2 separate regions of the Homo sapiens genome follow, and region 2 is linked to region 1. A link is a loop called in an ENCODE intact Hi-C map of the cell type or tissue named here. Cell type or tissue: tibial artery. All regions are shown on one strand. Links, peaks and the distances in the headings refer to the core of each region. The heading gives the core; the rest is flanking DNA.

Region 1 (9,678 bases), core at 621-8,620:
TGCTCAGGCTCCACCCTAGACCTACTATATTAAAAACTCTAGGGCTCAACTCCAGCAATCTGAAGATTTTTGTTTTGTTTTTTGATAGAGTCTCGCTCTGTTGTCCAGGCAGAAGTGCAGTGGTTCCATCACGGCTTACTGCAGCCTGAACCTCCCGGGCTCCGGCGATCCTCCAGCCTCAACCTCCTGAGTAGCTGGGGCTACAGGTGTACCACGCCCAGCTCACTTTTGTATATTTTATAGAGATGGGGCTTCACCATGTTGCCTAGGCTGGTCTCAAACTCCTAGGTTCAAGCAATCCGCCCGCCCTGTCCTCCCAAAGTGCTGGGATTAAAGGCATCAGCCACTGTGCTTGGCCAGCACTCTGAGTTTTAACAAACTCAGCATTCCTCCATAGGATTCTGATGCCCAGTTAAGGCTGGAAAACCAAGGCACCATCCGTGATAAATTGTACTTAGATGCTTATTTTTCTCTATCCCCTGTTAGGCTCTACGTTCCACAATGGCAGAGAAATGTCCATCTTGGTCTGTTCACCTCCTTTGTAGGTGTTGACAAATACGAGCCATCACAAACTGGAAAGGGGTAAGCTGTATTTCGTAGGACACATCATCTAATTCTGTGCTCCTCTTTTCTGTTTCCCCAAATCAACACCCAGGTATTTCTAAAGGCTTGCCTAAACGTTCCAGCTTGTTCTCAACCTTGAAGCCAGGCTTAGGCCTAAGTTGTAAAGGCGGGAGGGGAGACCCTGGAGGTAGAGGGGCAAAGGCAAGATGCTTGCGTCGCAGGGGCCCTGCATGGCCTGGAGCAGCATAGGGGCCAAGATGGTCTGCGCTCTCCCTAGATTGGAGTTTCTCTCCTTCATCATCTTTGGAGGAAGCACAGATAACTGAGGAAAGTCTGTATCTGCACAGCCACCCGAACTCCTGCCTCCTAATAAACACCTCTGAGGGAGAGGAAACTCTCTCTCTCTCTTCTCTTCCTCCCCAGCACCCCTCGCCCCCCCACCGCCATTTCTCACTCCTCTACTCCCCTCTCTCTCCCTACCCACCTCTGACCCCTCCTCCAGTCCTGCCGCCCGGTAACAAAACCGGGGTTCCCGCCACACGCACCCGGTAGGGCTCAAGACGCTTTATCGGCGACAATGGCTGGCTGAATGGGAGGCCTGAGGTTCTGAAGGAACCGGGGTGCTGGCGACCGGGACCTCGAGGCCGCTGCTGGGGAGGACGCTGGCCAGCGTGCAGGGGGCGGAGGCGGGGCGTGCCGGGAGGCTCCCATCTCCCGCCCCGCACAACCCGGGCAGGGCCGCCGCTCCGCCGCCGCCGCAGATCCGGCTCTCACCCTCGGCTCCCGAGGCCCCGCGGCGCCTCCTTCTGCGGACTCTGCGGGACCCTCCCCGGCAGGCGCTGTGCCCTGGAGAAGGCACAGTGGCTCAGGCATGGCCGCGGGGACGGCGGCGCGGAAGGCAGCGCCGGTGCTGGAGGCCCCCCCGCAGCAGGAGCAGGTACTGGCGCGGGGGCGCGGGCGTGGGGGACGCCAGGCCGGGGTCCCGGGGCTCACGCTGGTGCCGGGCAGGCTGCACAGACTGGTCTCCAAGACCCCGGGCCCCACCGGGGAGAACCGGCCCTGGAAAGACGTGGGGACGGACGCATGACCTTCTGGAAGATGCCACCGTGCGGGGTGCCAGTCCCTCCTCCACTCCCTCCCTCCCCACTTCTGTGCCCTCCCCGCTACCTTCCTTTCCTCCTTCTGATCCTCTTCCTTCGCTCCATCCCTCTTCTCGCATCCTCGCACTTTCTCTTCCAGGCTCACCCCTTCCACTCCCGCCCTCCTTTGTGACCGCCTGTGCCCTCCTCCCTCCTCGGCGGAAGCCCCCAGAGCCCAGGGTCAAGGTCGTAAGCTGCGAGAGAGGGGAAGGGGTGTACTGCAGGCTTTTGGCTAGACCGCCCTGGTTCTCAAACTCGAGTGTCATCAGAATCACTCGGAGGGCCTGTTACCACGCAGACTGCTGGTCTGTGCCCAGGGTTTCTGATTCAAGATGTGTACCCTGATCGTCAGCTTGTCTTGCCTGGTGCTCAACCTAGCCCATTTCTGCTTCTGCTGGCGTCAATTGCAAACCCAATCTTAATTTATTCTTCGTTCATAGGACAATTCTTCTTAGGCTACATCCAGGTACCAGGAGGATTTGGGGGTGGAGGAGGGTAGGTCTTACCTGGAGGAACCCAAATCCCATCCGTAAAACGAGGACAAAAATAACTCTTAAGGGCAAAGATAACTCTTAAACAACAACAAAAATCACTCACAGAGCGGGTAGGAAGAGATTAATGTCCCAAAATAGGTTCAGGCAAAGAACTGTAGGATTTCTGAGAAGGGCTTGCTCCTGACTAACCCCCTTCTCCTCCAACCCGTGAGGGCGTGGCATTCGAGCTGGGTGTTGGGGAATGGACAGGATCTGACCTCATGGGCCAGAGAATTCTAGATGGAGGGAACAACAGTACCAAATGGCTTGGAGATTTTTTTTTTTTTAATATTGGGATGGATGGCCATGGGACAAGGCAGAGAGAGGGGACTGTCCACTCTGACTGCCAGAAACCTAGGGGTCAGGAATGCTTATAGCAAAAAATAAGGGTGGGCTAGGCTGTGGAGGGGCTTGTGTACCACAAAATGGGGAAACTTAAAATGAAACTCCATGACTTTCTTGCTGGTTTCAAACCCAGATTATCGAAAGGGAGGTTCTGAATTGATGAATGCATGCCAGGAGTGTCAGAGGATCTAGTACTGGTGGATTTGCTGCTGATCTTTGCTCTTCCTTAAGGCTGGCATCACTGCCTAGTCTGCTGCCCTCAGGAGGTATGGCCTCTCTGTTGAGGCTGCCCTAGGAGGGACTCACAGCTTTTCCCTTAATCCCATATGGCAAGACAGTGTGGTCCAGGAACCAGCAGCCAAGGCATTACCTGGGAGCCTGTTAAAAATGCAGTCTCAGTTCCCACGCCAGACCCACTGAATTGAAATCCGCATTTTAACCAGATCCCAGGGTGATTCATTTGCACATCAAAGTTCAAGAAGTGCTGGTTTCTTGACTTTACTAGAGCTAGGGATAAGAAAGTGAAAACAGAGATAGTTACTGACCAGCCTATTATCTGATAGCTTCCCTTTGGTTTGAACCTCACCCTATTTTATTTTCCTTCATCACCCTTATCACTACCTGAAGTATGTCTATGTGTGTATTTGATTGTCTAAGAACCTCCTTCAGCATGAAAGCTCCAGCAGAAAAGCCATGTGGTCTGCCTTGCTCGCTCCTGTATTTCCAGGACCTAGAACAGTCTCAGCAAACGGCAGGGCCTCAATAAATATTTATTGAATGAATAAATGAACAGTAACGTACAATCTTATGATGTAAGACCCTAACTCCAGCATACCTTACTGGACAAACACCATCTCCCTATTCCCCATCCTCCACCTCCCCAGCTACAACCCCTGGGGTCTTTTGAGCCTGCAACTGGTTAGGTATGTTTGAAACTCCTAAAATTTGGAGTGTGAGAGCAGAGACCATGGGTTTAGGAGTTCCCTCTTCTGCTTGTCTAAGGCTTGCTTTCCAGGCTCGGATTTCTCCTGAGAGCTGAGAGGACCCACCACTTCCCCAAAACTGCTCTCTGCCTGGGGGCAGGCCATACACAGCCCCTCCTCTCCACCCACAGGCATGCAGCCTTGCCTTGTGACATGAATTCCTTACCAATGAATACAGCCCTCTAAACCTAACATTCCTACCTGGCACTCACATGTGGTCCAGGGTCATCACTAGTTTCTGAGTTCATTGTTCTGGCTTTGCTACTTGGTTTAGAAAGATTTTTCTAACAGGTGGGTTTTGTGAGGGAAGAGTTGAAAGTGACAAAATCAGTTTGGAGGCAGCAGTTCAGGTGAGAGATAATGAAAGCCAATCGGGGTGGCAGTCTCCAAACACATTGAGTGTGCCATGCACCAGACATGAGGATTCAGTGGGGGGATGAGGCCAGCGCTGGCCACCTACAGATTCAGGTAAGTAAATAAGTCATCAACAATGCAGTCTGGTAACAATGTTCAAGGTCAGTATATATCCTGGTAGGGGCCTCACCGAAAGGGTGTCCTGGAGTAAGTGGGATCCAAGGGTGAGCAGAAATGAGGCAACCCAGCATGGAGGCTGGGAGTGGAGGGAGAGCATTCAGGGACAGGAAAGCTCTGCTTGGCTGGAGCAGAGGGTGTGCAGGGGCAGTGGAGAGAGGGGAGGCTGAAATGGGATACAAGGCCTTGTGAGCCATGTTGGATTTCAGGCAGGAAGACAATAGGATCAGTCTACCTTTAATGGGAACACTCTTACTGTTTGAAGAGGGAAGAGAGCGAAGGCAAGGGCCTCAGAGGAGGGGGACACCCTGCATGCTGGCCTCCATCTCATCTTCCCCTAGCCACCCTATCTAAAGAGTGACAGCCCTTGCCCTCTGCTGGTAATTCTTTATCACACATTTTATTTTCTTCATATAATTTACTTCATTAGGCAGTTGTTTTGTTTGCTTGTTTATTGTGCATCATTTCCTCTAGAACACAAGGTCCTATTCATGAGAACAGACACCTTGTTTGTCTTTCTAACCCTTGAATGCCAGCTCTTAACCCAGTGGCTGGCACATGGGAGGCACCACTCCATATTTGCTGAATGAATGACAAAATGAATGGCATAGAAGCCATAGGGGTGGAGAGAAGGGGGCATGTTTGTGAGGCATTTATAGGTAGGGTCAACAGGAGAGTAGTGGGTTGGAGGTACAGGGTTGGTTAGGGGCAAGGATGATGCCCCAGGCTTTTCTGCTTTGAGCAATTGGATAGATAGGACAGGATGCTATTAACTGAGATGGGGGATGGAGGACACTGAAGTGGGAGCAGCTTGGGGGGAAACAAGTATGTTCACTTTAGGGCAGGTTAATTCACATATCTGAGAGAGAGAGTCCCAAGTGGGGCTATGTAGGAGGCATTCAGAAGCATCTGGAGCTCACACAAATTTAGCTAGCCAAAAGAAAGATATAAGAGATTGATAGAAATGTGGTGCTGGAACAGGGATAAAAAGGACATGGCTACTGATCAGACAAGGAAAGGGATAAAAAAGAGGACAGAGGCAAGCTTACTTTTGTATTGTTCTTTTCAGTGACATATGTTCATGTAGAATACACTTAATGTAAAGAAGTATAAAAAAGAAAGTAAATGCCCAGGATGTATCACCACCCATGGAGCATTCCTGTTAATGTCTTGGGAGCCACTCTTCTGGGCTTTTTTATTACAGATGTCTCTTTATGTAACTATACATTTACATAAATAGGCTCAGATTATACACAACTGCTTTGAAGCATGCTTTTTCTGTTCAGAATATGTCATGAAAATATTTCTATGTCAGTAAATATGAATCTGTGTTATCATTTTGTAGATCTTACAGATTCTTTTATGTAGATATATAAAAATATGGGTCTTTTTCATCCATCGGGCTGGGTACTTGGTGAGCATTTCATTTTTAAAACAGGTATCTTTCAGTCCTTGGAAATTTTCTTGTGTAATTTCTTTTAAACTTCCTGCCATCTGTTATCTTCTTCTCTGGTTCTAGAACTCATTTTTTTTGCGGGGGTGGGGGATGTGAGGAGATTTCCTAGCCCAATTCACTAATATTCTTATATTTTCTCTTCTGTTTTCCATGTCTTTGAGGTTTTTTTTTTAAATTCTTTCTGAGTTCTTCAATTTATCTTCGATTCTTCATTTGAGTTTTTATTTCTGTCTTCCTGTTTTTAATTTCTAAGAGCTTTTGGTTGTTTTTCTATATTCTTTAAAGCAGTGTTCTTGTCATTATGGGTGCAGAACTCTTTCCTGTCTCAAACGTCTTGTGATCTTTGACTGTTCACTTGTGTCTGAGGTGAGACAGTACAGCACTGTTAAGCTCTTGCTAGCAGGGAAAGCCTGTTGACAGGCAGGCTTCAGTGGAGGGTGACCTGGCTGGGCCTTTTTGTAGGGAGAACAAGGACTGTCCATCTATAGGTCTTTTCTCTTGGCTTAAATTGATTCATTCCCTGTGTAAGGGGCATGTCTGGCTGCCAGCCAAGTGGGCAAGCCCATGTCTAACATGCCTAGGCCAAGAGCACAAATGGAGGCCCTCGTGCCACGTGTCTAAGTATCATCAACTGATCTGCTCTTACAGCCCTGCCTGCAGGTCCACTTGTGGCCCGTGTAGCCACATTCTCCCTACCTGCAGTGCTGGCTGCAGGCTTGAGTGGTAGCAAGGATCTGCTGGGACAGGGAAGATGGAAGTTTCAATGTACCTGTACTAGTTTCCTAGGTCCTCCATAACAACAAAAAAATGTATTATCTCACAGTTCTGGAGGCCAGGAGTTCAAAATCTAGGTGTCAACAGGGTCATGCTCCCTCCAAAGACTCTAGGGGAGACTTCTTACTTGCCCCTTCCAGTCTCTGGTGACTCCAGGTGTTCCTGGCTTGTGGCTGCATCCCTCTGGTTCCTGCTTCTGTCTTCACACGGCCATCTACTCTGCCTTGCTATTCTGTGTCTGTGTCTCTGGATGTCAAATCTTCCGCTCCTTTCTCTTGCAAGGACACTAGGCATTGGATTTAGGACCTGCCCCAAATCCAGATGGTCTTATTCTGAGGTCCTCAATTACATCTGCAAATACCCTATTGCCAGATAAGATCACATTCACAGGTACTGGGGGTTAGGACTCAAACATATCTTTTGGGAGGACACAATTCAACTCACTACGGTGCCTAAACCAGGGATGTGGACTGACCCCACTGACTCCCAAGGAAGCTGTGGTAGATAGGATCTCCCACCACACATCTCACTTTTCAGACTCGGGATTTCCAAGCAGTTCCAAGCTGCTCCCAGACTACCTCACTGCAGTTAATTGAGGAGCCTGGTCAGCCAAGATCCCACTTAGATGGTTTGGGATGGCCAAATTTCAAAACTTTATCTCCAGTTTCCCAGAGCACAGGCTATTCTTTTTCTTCTCCCCAACCTGCCAGTCCCCTGGGGTGTCAGCCCTACATCATCTCTCTCCAATCAAGGTCTACTCACTCAATCAGTTACCAGACTTTCATAATTTTTTTTTTTTTTTTGAGACGGAGTCTTGCTCTGTCACCCAGGCTGGAGTGCAGTGGCGCGATCTCAGCTCACTGCAAGTTCCACCTCCCGGGTTCACACCATTCTCCTACCGCATCCTCCTGAGTAGCTGGGACTACAGGCGCCTACAACCACGCCAGGCTAATTTTTTGTATTTTTAGTAGAGACGGGATTTCACCATGTTAGCCAGGATGGTCTCTATCTCCTGACCTCGTGATACGCCCGCCTCGGCCTCCCAAAGTGCTGGGATTACAGGTGTGAGCCACCACGCCCAGCCTCAAAATATTTTCTTAAGAGACAGAAAAGACACCAGGCACAGTGGCTCACGCCTGTAATCCCAGCACTTTGAGAGGTCGAGGTGGGCGGATCACCTGAGGTCAGGAGTTGGAGACCAGCCTGGCCAACATGGCGAAACCCCGTCTCTACTAAAAATAGAAAAATTTAGCTGGGCATGGTGGCGAGTGCCTGTAGTCCCAGCTACTCAAGAGGCTAAGGCAGGAGAATCGCTTGAACCCGGGAGGCAGAGGTTGCAGTGAGCTGAGATCGCACCATTGCACTCTAGCCTGGGCGACAAAAGCAAGACTCCACCTCGGGAAAAAAAAAAAGAGAGAGAGAGAGAGAGAAAAGATAAAAACACAGTTATTTTGTGTTTCAGGGTTTGAGATGTCCAGGGTCCTCTAAAGCAAGGCAGGGCCCCTGCAGCCGGATCTAGAGGTGATGCTGCCAGGGAGGATGGTGCTAGGGCTCTCTAGACTCAGATGAGGGCTGCCAGTGTCCTCTACTCTCCCTCCACATGCCTGGTGCCTCTTGGCCTGTGCCTCCGGTTTAGCCACTAGTATTCTGCTAGTGTGGGGGCCACCAAACCTTAAACTGACTTTCAGTGAACCTTCTGTTACTAACCCCGGTTGCATCCCCCACTTCTAGACGCCCTAGGAGCCCGCAATCCACAGCCCTCCTGAGGGTCTTAGCACACACATTCTGCTCTGCACTGCCCGCATGCTGGTGGGCTTCGGTGTCTTTTGCCCTGTGGTGTCCCAGTGTCCCTTTCCGCTGGCCCATCTGCTGGTCAGTTTCAGAATTGGCTGCTCTGGACTCCTCTCTCATTCTCCTTGGACTTGGAGGTTTATGTCCTTTTGCTATTGTTCTAGTGGTGTTTGGGGAGGGAGAGGAGGTAAGTGCACTTTTTTTATTTACCGTGTTTCAATAGAAGTCCTCATTTTTACTTTTTTTTTAAACACAGTTATTACTAGTGAGTTTGAACACCTTTCCATAAATTTATTTGTCATTTGTATATCTCAATTCGTGAATTTCTCATTCATGTACTTTGCCCTTTTGGACTGTCTCTTTTTGATTAAATTATAAAAACCCTTTTTACATATGCTTATTAGTTTTTTGCCCCTCACATATGTTATGCTTTCCCCAGTTCAATTTGTCTTTCAAATATTGAGGACTATAATGTATTTTATTTTAAATGTCCTCAAAATCTGTCATTTTTTAACTTTATAATTTCTGGGCTCTACATTATACTTAAAAATGCCTTTTCCACTGCAGAATTATAAACATGTTTACCCATGTTTTCTTCTAGTACTTTTAAGGTTTTCTTTCTCACATTTAAGAGAGAACAAGGCTTTGGATGAAATAGAAAAGTATAAGTTTAGGCAATATTTGCACAATGCCAGGACCTTTCTGGGTGATGCCAGGAAAGAAGTGGGTGGCACAGGGGGTAATACTGGCAACTTCTCCATGGCTCCCTGCCCCCAGGTGATCCCACCAGGTGGGTCCCTAATATTCAAATGGAGGTCACAACATCTGGGCTCAAGTGTTGAGTTCCAGGAGTGAAGCAAGCCTCAGGTAGTCAAGGTGCATGAGTCTCCTCCTTTGTTCCACAGGTCCCTTTCTGCTAACTTCTGCTTTGGGGGCAAAAACATTGGTTGTCTATGCTCTTCTGTGCTCTCCACCAAAGTTACACGATTACGTCTTTCCAATGATTGGCCTTAAAGGTTTCAAATGACCAAATGTAGTGGGTTAGCAATAATCTAGAAAAGGTAGTCCATGGGTGGACTCTGCAGGTCATCCAAAAAGCATGGTTCTGGAGACGATGTCTGTGCTTTCCAGCTCAATTTGTAAGGGCACAAGCCCAGATTACTCCCTTCCCTGGGGTCAGTAATGATGCCTTCTTAACAAGAGAGTACAAGAATGCTCCAAATCAACGGAGCCTCTGCTCAGCTCTGTCTCTGAAACTTTGAACTTGGAAATGATATTTACTCACTGACATTGGAGATATTTACTCACTGCAATCATTTAAGATACCAGCAAAACAGATGGTTTTTAGGGATGCTCAGACTCACACTTCATATCCTAGAAGCCAGAGTAGCATGGCCTATTGGGAGACCACTCTCTGTAACTTTGACTGATTTGCCAAAACAAAACCACAGAAATGGAGCCTCATCTGATTCTCTGATCCAGGAACAGGATCAAATATTTATTAATAGTGACCTGATTACTCTTTTTTTGTTTGTGTTGTTTTAGTTCTGTAAGCAAATTAT
Region 2 (9,678 bases), core at 1,103-9,102, 300 kb after region 1:
GCCTGTAGTCCCAGCTACTTGGGAGGCTGAGGCAGGAGAATTGCTTGAATCTGGGAGGCGGAAGTTGCCGTCAACCGAGATCACGCCACTGCACTCCAGCCTGGGCAACGAGCGAAACTCCGTCTCACACACACACAAAAAAGTAAGTTACTATTGTGACATATAGCTATAAAACATACCCCGCCGCAAAGCCGGGCGCGGTGCCCCACGCCTGTAATCCCAGCACTTTGGGAGGCCAAGGCGGATGGATCACGAGGTCAAGAGATCGAGACCATCCTGGCCAACATGGTGAAACCCAGTCTCTACTAAAAAAAATACAAAAAATTAGCCGGGTGTGGTGGCGGGCGCCTGTAGTCCCAGCTACTCGGGAGGCTGAGGCAGGAGAATGGCATGAACCCGGGAGGCGGAGCTTGCAGTGAGCCGAGATCACGCCACTGCACTCCAGCCTGGGTGACAGAGCAAGACTCCGTCTCAAAAAACAAACAAACAAACAAACAAACAAAAATACCCCCCCGCAATATCATCTCCAGTTGATAAATTAAGGGCAGTACAAAATCTAGTAAAATCTGTCATTTTTCTTTTGAGTCTCCACACTTTTAAACATAGAATTCTTGTCCCTCTGCATACTTTTTCCCCCTTTTTCCTCTACATACTTTTGTACATACTAGCTTATAGTCTATTGGGAAAGTTATCTGTGTAAACCTCTAAAATAATAACTGCATTAACATACTTAATGGTTTGCACTTATTATTGAAATCTTCTACTTGTGGATTTGAAATGCAGACCAGGGAGTAGAATCGATCTTTCTTTCTTTCTTCTCTTTCTTCTCTTTCTCTTTCTTTCTTTCTTTCTTGCTTGCTTGCTTGCTTGCTTTCTTTCCTTCCTTCTTTCTTTCTTTCTTTCTTTCATGACGGAGCCTCGCTATGTCGCCCAGGCTGGAGGGCAGTGGCGCGATCTCTGCTCACTGCAAGCTCCGCCTCCCGGGTTCACGCCATTCTCCTGCCTCAGCCTCCCGTGTAGCTGGGACTACAGTTGCCCGCCACCACGCCCAGCTAATTTTTTGCCTTTTTAGTAGAGACGGGGTTTCACTGTGTTAGCCAGGATGGTCTCGATCTCCTGACCTCATGATCCGCCCGCCTCGGCCTCGCAAAGTGCTGGGATTACAGGCGTGAGCCACCGCACCCGGCGAATTTATGTTTCTTTTCCTTGTTTTCTTTCTCATTTCCTTGTTATTGGAAAAGATATAGAAGTATACTTTAGAATATTGGCATTTAATTCTGGAAATTGAGTCAATTTCTTAGTAGATGATCTTGGAAACACCCTATTTTTAAAGGTCTCTCTTAAGCTATAAAACAAGGCCTAGCCCCCTAGTCTGGGAAGCAGAAATGATTAGTACTTTTTCAGCTCCATCATCATTTAACAATCTGAAGTGATTCCATAGTAACTCAGCTTCTCCTTTTAGCAATAATGATAGAAGCCTTCGTGTAGTGCTTATGATGTGCCCAGCCCTTTCCTAAGTGCTTTGCATATATTAAATGATTTCATCCTTCCAACAACCCCATGCAATCATTATGCCTATTTTACAGATGGGGAAATTGAGATACAATGTCTGCGTCCATTCTAGCTGCTATAACAAAATACCACAGACTGGGTAGCTTATAAACAACAGAAATTTATTTCTCACAATACTGGGGGCTGGGAACTCTGAGCTCAAGGCAGATTCGGTGTCTGGTGAGGGTCCATTTCCTGGTTTGTAGATGCTGCCTACTCATTGTGTCCTCACATTGTAGAAGAGGCAAGGCAGCTCTCTGGGGACTCTTTCGTAAGGGCACTCATTCCATACATGAGGACTATGCTCTTATACCTAATTACCTTGCAAAGGCCTTACCTCCATCTCCTTGGGAATTATTAATAGGTTTCCACATATTAACTTTATGAAGACACAAACATTCAGACCACAGCACACATAGGTAAGGTATAATTGCCCAAAGTCATAAACCAGTAAGTGCAGAACTGAAATTTAGACCCAGGCAGGCTAGCTCCGGAATCCTTGCTTTCAGCCACCAGGGCAATACTGCCTTTATACCCTTGAGTGAGTGGGAGGTCAGTTGCTGACCACTGGTGTAACAGCGATCAGTAGAAATGTGCACAATGAAAACACTAAATAAAAGCCATTATGGCACCACAAAATCTGTTTTTAAGAGGACACCAATACTACATAACCAACTTCTGGTTATTGCATGTTTCTTTTTCTTTTTTTTTTTTGAGACAAAGAGTCTTGCTCTGTTGCCCAGGCTGGTGTGCAGTGGTGTAATCTCAGCTCACTGCAAGCTCTACCTCCCGGGTTCATGCCGTTCTCCTGCCTCAGCCTCCCGAATAGCTGGGACTACAGGCGCCCGCCACCACACCTGACTAATTTTTTGTATTTTTAGTAGAGACGGGGTTTCACCATGTTAGCCAGGATGGTCTCGATCTCCTGACCTCGTGATCTGCCCACCTCAGCCTCCCAAAGTGCTGGGATTACAGGCGTGAGCCACCGCACCCAGCCTATTGCATGTTTCATAGTTCCAGAAACGATGTCATGCTCAGTAGTGGATACGGGACTTTTCTGTCTAGGTGAGGTAACCTTGATATATGAATTAAGTCATATGAACTTTTGATGCTGTAGGAACTCCCCAAACTAATATCATACTTTAATTTCCATAATTAGAACCTTAATTGTAGTACTTCAGCAACATTTATCTGACTTACCCATCTAAACAATCTAGTTGTAATTTTGGAAAATATGCTTCACAACCTTGAACAAGGCACTTTACCTCCCATGGACTTTTTTTCTTGCCTAGTAAAATAAAGCCAAAAAATGATGTTACCTCTAAGGTCCTTTCCATATCTAACACTGAATGAATTTCTGTCTTGACCTGTAAGCTTGACAGGAGGAAGCCTGAACTTTTTTAATCAATCATTTCTTACTGCTTCAAAATCCACCAAATAAAGCAACTCCACAGCTTCCTGAATCTGTGTGCTTTCAAATTACAGTCATGTTAAGTTTGGCACTTAAAGTTCAAATAAACAGCTACCAGGTCAGCAGTGGGAGGCAGATATTAGGAAAAAGGGGTGATAAAGGAAGATCCGTTCTTTCCTTTGTTGTACACCTAGCCTGCCAGCCTAAGGCCACTTGGCCAAGTTTACAGTTGATAGAATCTGGTGTCCTGTGGGGCCTTCAGCAAGTTTCTTAACCTCTCTGTGCCTTCATTTCTCAACTGTGAAGTAGTCTGCCTTGCAGGTTGTGGCAGAAAAGTGAGTTAGTATATGTAAGGCTATAGAAGAGTGCCCTGCACATAGGAAGTGTTATGCAATGTTGTTTTGTTGTTATTTCCTATATTAAGAAACACAGGCCGGGTGCAGTGGCTCAAGACTCTAATCCCAGCGCTTTGGGAGGCGGAGGCATGTGGATCACCTGAGGTCAGAAGTTCAAGACCAGGCAGGTCAACATGGTGAAACCCCGTCTCTACTAAATATACAAAAGTTAGCTGGGCGTGGTGGCGGGCGCCTGTAATCCCAGTTACTTGGAAAGCTGAGGCAGGAGAATCGCTTGAACCCAGGAGGTGGAGGTTGTAGTGAGCTGAGATCACGCCATTGCACTCCACCCTGGGCAACAAGAGCGAAACGAAGGAAGGAAGGAATGAAGGAAGGGAGGGAGGGAGGGAGGGAGGGAAGGAGGGAGGGAGGGAGGGAGGGAGAAAAGAAAAGAAAAACAAAGTGAGAACCAGAAGAAAGCAAACCCTATGAGTTTGGATGGGCCTGTCAGAAGAGCTCAGGTGATGGCCCACTAAATGCATCCACCAAGTCAACTTTAATGCCAGGCCAACATGAAACTAATGCCCTCATATTGTGAAAATGACCCCATTTCAGTTCTTCCATTTAGACACATGTTGAAATTTCAGGCTCCCAAGTCAAGATAGGGCTTCCTTATTTTTCCTCCAATTACAAAATAAAACAGACCACTAATTGAAAAAGGAGTGCCTTAGGTAAGGACTGATTTGTCTATCCTCCTAAAATCTCCCTTTCTCTTCAAGGACTAATCAATAATAGGAGCAAACATTTACATAGGCAGAGGTTAAGTAACTTCCCAAGGTCACAGATCTAAGCAGTGGAGCCAGGATTCAAACCTGGCAGTCTGACTCCAAAGTGTGTGCTTGTGTGCTACTAACCAAGACATCTTGAGCCAATGACAGACTAAATTCAGTGTGTGTGTGTGTGTGTGTGTGTGTGTGAAGAAGAGAACAAAAGTCCACCCTAAGTGGTTTGAGAGGAACGCCTGCTGGATGGTTGAAGAGGCCCCTCACAGCATACAGAACCTGACAGTTGACTCCACATCAGTGTGAGCGCAGACCTCCCTCTACCCTTCCCTCAGGAAAGAAGCTGCAGAACATGATCAGAGGGGGCCTCCACCAGCAAAGAAAATTGGTTCCATGCGAATCACAGTCCTCACACCCTGGCTGGCCGTGGCAGACACACAGAGAGCAGGGTCTGTCAGCTCAGGAAGAGAAACCAGGCAGGAGGCAAACGGGCCGGGCCGTGGAGAACACGACCCAAAGCAAGTCAACTGCCAACAGTAGCTTCTCGGAAACAGCAGGACGCAGCCCAGACGAGCGAATGCAGCTCTCAGAGGCGCGAGGACTCCAGGCCGCCAGAGCCAAGGGGCAGAATCACAATCAGCGGGTGTGTGAACCTCATGCAGTGGCCCTGGCGGCTGCTGCCAGAGGGCTGCAGAGAAAGGCTACGGCATCGCCCAGCAGCCCTGCTGAGACGTCGGAACTCCCAGAAAGTAGTGAGAAGGGCAAGATGTAGGAGAAAGGACGCTGGCTGAGGATCTGGAGACTTAGATTCCAGTGTGAGCTGCCTGCGGCCCTTGTCCCCTCCCTAGGGCCGCACGTCCTCTGTGAGCACATCAAACTGGAAATTGTGTGGTAGATGACTTGGAGAGCTGAAGCTGGAAGTTTGGTGAATTGGTTAAGAGACTTGGGCAATCATCTGTGCGTGAGGAAATAAGTATCTAGACTAGAGGGTGGCAGCGCGTTACTGCACAGCAATCCAGGGTTTTCTCTCTGCAAGGTGGAGGCCAGTTCTGAGTTTGCCCAATACATTTGAAGGAATGACCTACCCCACCCTCCTTTGAAATTATTTTCCCTTTATGTTAAAGATTGGTTCAGAGCTGAAATTTTATACTGATAGATCAGCCTCACTGCAAAATGTAAATTAAGTTAACTGTAGTATCATTTTATAATAATAAAGAACAACAATAAAAGTGACTTGTTATAAAACCCAGTTTTGGAAATAACTCAAAGAAGCCCACTCTTCTAGTGCCAAGGACGTGATGAGTTGGTACTTTTTTGTTGTTTTGACCACAGGTGGCACATGCCAGCATGCCCAGCTTTTTTTTCTTTTTCTTTTTCTTTTTTTTTTAATAGAGACAGGGTCTCATTATGTTGCCCAGGCTGGTCTTGAACTTCTGGCCTCAAGTGATCCTTCTGCCTCAGCCTTCCAAAGCACTAGGATTACAGGCCCGAGCCACCACGCTGGCAGTATGTTTTCTTGAAGGCAACCCGAATACAGAATAACAGCCATAAAAATGACTATACCCAGCCGGGCGCGGTGACTCATGTCTGTAATCCAAGCACTTTGGGAGGCCGAGGCGGGCGGATCACTTGAGGTCAGGAGTTCAAGACCAGCCTGGCAAACATGGCAAAGCCCTGTCTCTACTAAAAAGACGAAAATTAGCCAGGTGTGGCGGTGGGCGACTGTAACCCCAGCTACTCAGGAGGATGAGGCAGGAGAATCGCTTGAACCTGGGAGGCAGAGATTGTAGTGAGCCGAGACTGTGCCACTGCACTCCTACCTGGGTGGCAGAATGAGACTCCATCTCAAAAAAAAAAAAAAAAGACTATACCCTTTGCCACAACGGTATTCTTAGAAATTTATTTTGAGAAAATAATTTTAAATGAAAAATATTTTACCAGATATTTATGGCAAGGTTATCTGTAATAACTCCAAACTGGAAACACCCAAAATAAATCCAGTAACATGGAAATGGCAAAGAATACTACAATAACTTCAGTAAGAAACTACTCAAGACAATGACAAAGGATTTTTAAAATATTGTAAAGAGAAAAAAGCATAAAAGAATGTTATACACACACAGGAGGTTGGAGTAGAAGGGACTTGGAGGCTGTAAAGTTGAGTAAGAGTGGAGGAAAGCATTTCCCACATGAGCAGGATGTGGGGTTGGGGAGGCAGATCGATACAGTTCCACTTGCAAGGTGTGTGAGTGCTAGGATCAACGCTAATGACGATTGTCCACCTAAACACAAACCGAGAACCAAAAACCTTCGGATGCTGTGGTCATAAGCAATTTGTTAGTTTATGTATTTTTCTATCAAAAGATTTTTAATTTTCAATGGAAAGTGGGGAAAACTTGTGTGTGGTTTAATGGGATACAAACTGGAAGATTGTAGAGTGGGTCATCAAAGAGAAGTGATGGGTTGGGGCTGTGACCCAAATGGGAATGGAGTCAGCGACTGGACTCTTCTCACTAAAGGCATCTGTGGAGCAGGAAACTGGTACACAGGTCACTGGCTCGAAAGCAACAGGGCTCTGAAGAGGAAATGGCTAAGACAGTCTTTCTAGCTGTCAGAGGAAGTTGATGTAATGAAGACAGAACTCTGGAAAAATGTTGCTCAAATACTAAGACCAAATACTTCTGATCACCTCTGAAGAAGAAGCCCAAATCGTATATTAGAGTAAAAAGGTACAAGGTCGAGAGGATTCAATTAAATGTGTGTAGAAGCACTTTGCCAACAGAAAAATGCTTTATAAATCCTTGCCCTGAAAACTAGGGCTTCCCTCTACAAAAAGACTGCAGAGTTAGCCACAGTGTTCTTTAACTATACACTAAATCAGTTGATGGTTTTACAAAGTCTTTTTTTTTTTTTTTTGAGATGGAGTCTAGCACTGTCACCCGGGCTGGAGTGCAGTGGCGCGATCTCGGCTCACTGCAAGCTCCACCTCCCAGGTTCACACCATTTTCCTGTCTCAGCCTCCCGAGTAGCTGGGACTACAGGCACCTGCCACCACACCCAGCTAATTTTTTGTATTTTTAATAGAGACGGGGTTTCACTGTATTAGCCAGGATGGTCTCAATCTTCTGACCTTGTGATCCGCCACCTCAGCCTCCCAAAGTGCTGGGATTACAGGCGTGAGCCACCACACCCGGCCTTACAAAGTCTTATGGTTCTAATTTTGAACAATTAGATGGTATCTATTTGAACAATTAGATGGGATCATGATGGTAAAATCATGATCATCTTCCTATCTGAAGCTATGATATTATCTTGATTATTAAACCAGATTGACTTTTTAGTAGATTTTTGGTGACTTTAAGCCAGCCATAATTAAATTGATGATGTTGCAAATTAGTGAAATAGTATAAAAACACCAAATCAACCATGACTGCCTCAGTACTTTCATAGTTTGAATATTTTAAATAACATAATCACTAATTCATTCATTCAGGATAATCATGAGAGAAGTGCTGTGTCTATGTAAGTACAGTTGAAGTAGGAAACCATTAGAAAAGTACAGAACACTATAGACTTTAAGAAAAGAGAAGCCAGTGGGAGGCTGAGGCAGGTGGATCACTTGAGGCCAGGAGTTCAAGACCAGCCTAGACAACATGGTGAAATTCCAACTCTGCTAAAAATACAAAAAATTAGCTGGGCATGGTGGTGCACGCCTGTAGTCCCAGCTACTCAGGAGGCTGAGACAGGAGAATTGCTTGAACTGGGAGGCGGAGGTTGTAGTCAGCAGAATTTGCGCCACTGCACTCCACAGCGAGACTCTGTCTCAAAAAAAAAAAGAGAGAGAGAGAAGACAGGTGCAGTGGCTCACACCTACGGTTTCAGCACTTTCGCTTGAGCCCATGAGTTCGAGACCAGCCTAAGCAATGTAGTGAGACCCTGTCTCTACAATAAATAAAAATATTAGTCGAGCATTGTGTCCGTGCACCTGTGGTCCCAGGTACTTGGAAGGCTGGGACAGGAAGATCACTTGAGCCTAGGAAGTTGAGGCTGTAGTGAGCTGTGATTGCACCACTGCACTTCAGCCTGGGCTACAGAGCAAGACCCTGTCTCAAAAAGGAAAAAAAAAAAAAAAGAGAGAGATAGAGAGAGAGAGAGACATGAAAGCAAGACTACATTATATAAATCATTCTTTCTGCTAACCTCAATGTGCCAATAACTTACATCTTTTCAAAGGACAACGTTCAGTCTTTCTTGCCTAAGCTCAGCGTTTGGCTTCACAAAGCCTGCTGAATTATGCTAGCTTCATGCTTGCACTTACACGTGCTTACATGTTTCCTTAATGTTTGGCTCACCAGAGCCAAGAGTCCGTTTTTACCTCAAGCCTCAGGGATATCAGGTTTCAACTCATGTTGTTTGAATCTTGTATACATCCCTTTGTGCCTTATTAAAGTGAACATTTTCCATTTGACTTTCTGCTTGCCAATGGGTCTAGGGTTTTCTTTCTCTAATGTTGTTAAACATCCCCTGTAACATGAAGCCCAGATGTATGAGGGTATAGAGCCACGCTTCTAGCTGAGAAAAGTAGTGATCTCAACGAGATACCAATTTATCCATGTGATGAATGTACTGTTTCATTTTTGATGACCTTAATTTAGCATTTATCCCTGGGGCTGGGTTTTGTGTTGTCTTTATAAATACACTCTCTCACACACACAAAGAACCTAGTTCTTTTTAGGCACTTCTCCAGCTGTGAGTTTAGCATGGCTTCCTGCTAATGGGGAGACGGACAGAATTACGGCTCCAAACATTCCCCTGCCGCTGATCCAGAACATGTGTTATCATATCACACATTGTAAACTGATTCCAAATTCCTGCCATCCGGGCACAGCCTGCATTCCAAATTGTCAAGGCTCTGGGACAACGAACTGTAGAATAGAATTTGCCATGGTCCCCCCTTTAATTTGGTGTAAGCATGAATAAGTTTGTTAAAGATATTTTGCTTCTTTAGAATTTTTTTTTTCTGGAAAATAGCTATACCTTAGTGACAATGGGCTACCTAAAATTCCCCAGTCTCCTCAATTGTTAATGTCTCTTCCAATCTCTTGGTGAAGCTTGGTGATCAGGAAATAGGGCAAGATGAGGGGAGCTCACATTTAAGATAATAAAGTGACTCTCGTTCTACTGCTAAGAGACGTAAACAGTCTGACTATGGTAGTCTCATGGGAGTAAAAGTCTAGGATTTCAAATGCTGTATAAACAGTTGCAAAATCTCTGCAATTACTCTAACAAATGAACTCCTAGCACAGAAGACAGATAAGGAATAATATATTTTCAGCTCTGTGCCATTCCATATTGGAGACTGGAGTTTACTATCAATTTATTTATTTTTTTCCTTTTTTTAAGACACAGGGTCTTGTTTTTTTGCCCAGGCTGGAGTGCAGCGAGCAGCACAATCATGGCTCACTGCAGCTTCAAATTTCTGACCTCAAATGATCCTCCAGTCTCAGCCTCTCAAGTAGCTGGAACTACAAGTGTGTGCCACCACACCCAGCTAATTTTTTTTTTTTTTTCAGTAGGGACGAGGTCTCACTATGTTGCC

Evidence for each region. Peaks named below come from ENCODE experiments on the same cell type or tissue, not always from the same donor. Only the 100,000 strongest peaks of a DNase experiment are listed, where the experiment ranks them.
Region 2: a loop joins it to region 1, with 9 times the contacts of the local background. A loop is called at or near these places in 3 of 110 quality-filtered maps.

The regions. Positions count from the first base shown.
Region 1 is chr4:153,751,620-153,761,297 of GRCh38, reverse strand. It overlaps RNF175 (ring finger protein 175), which reads left to right and starts at 1,274. Exons shown (of 9, transcript NM_173662.4): 1 at 1,274-1,501. The coding sequence starts at 1,436. In tibial artery, for the core only: no CTCF peak of the experiment used is centred there; no DNase peak of the experiment used is centred there; H3K4me3 peaks cover 1,142 bases; H3K27ac peaks cover 443 bases; H3K27me3 peaks cover 1,296 bases.
Region 2 is chr4:153,447,323-153,457,000 of GRCh38, reverse strand. No RefSeq gene overlaps it. Among named protein-coding and RNA genes, the nearest start is that of TMEM131L, 14 kb to the left of the region's middle. RefSeq lists an enhancer at 6,550-6,699. In tibial artery, for the core only: no CTCF peak of the experiment used is centred there; DNase peaks (open chromatin) are centred at 4,906 and 5,630; H3K4me3 peaks cover 726 bases; H3K27ac peaks cover 4,996 bases.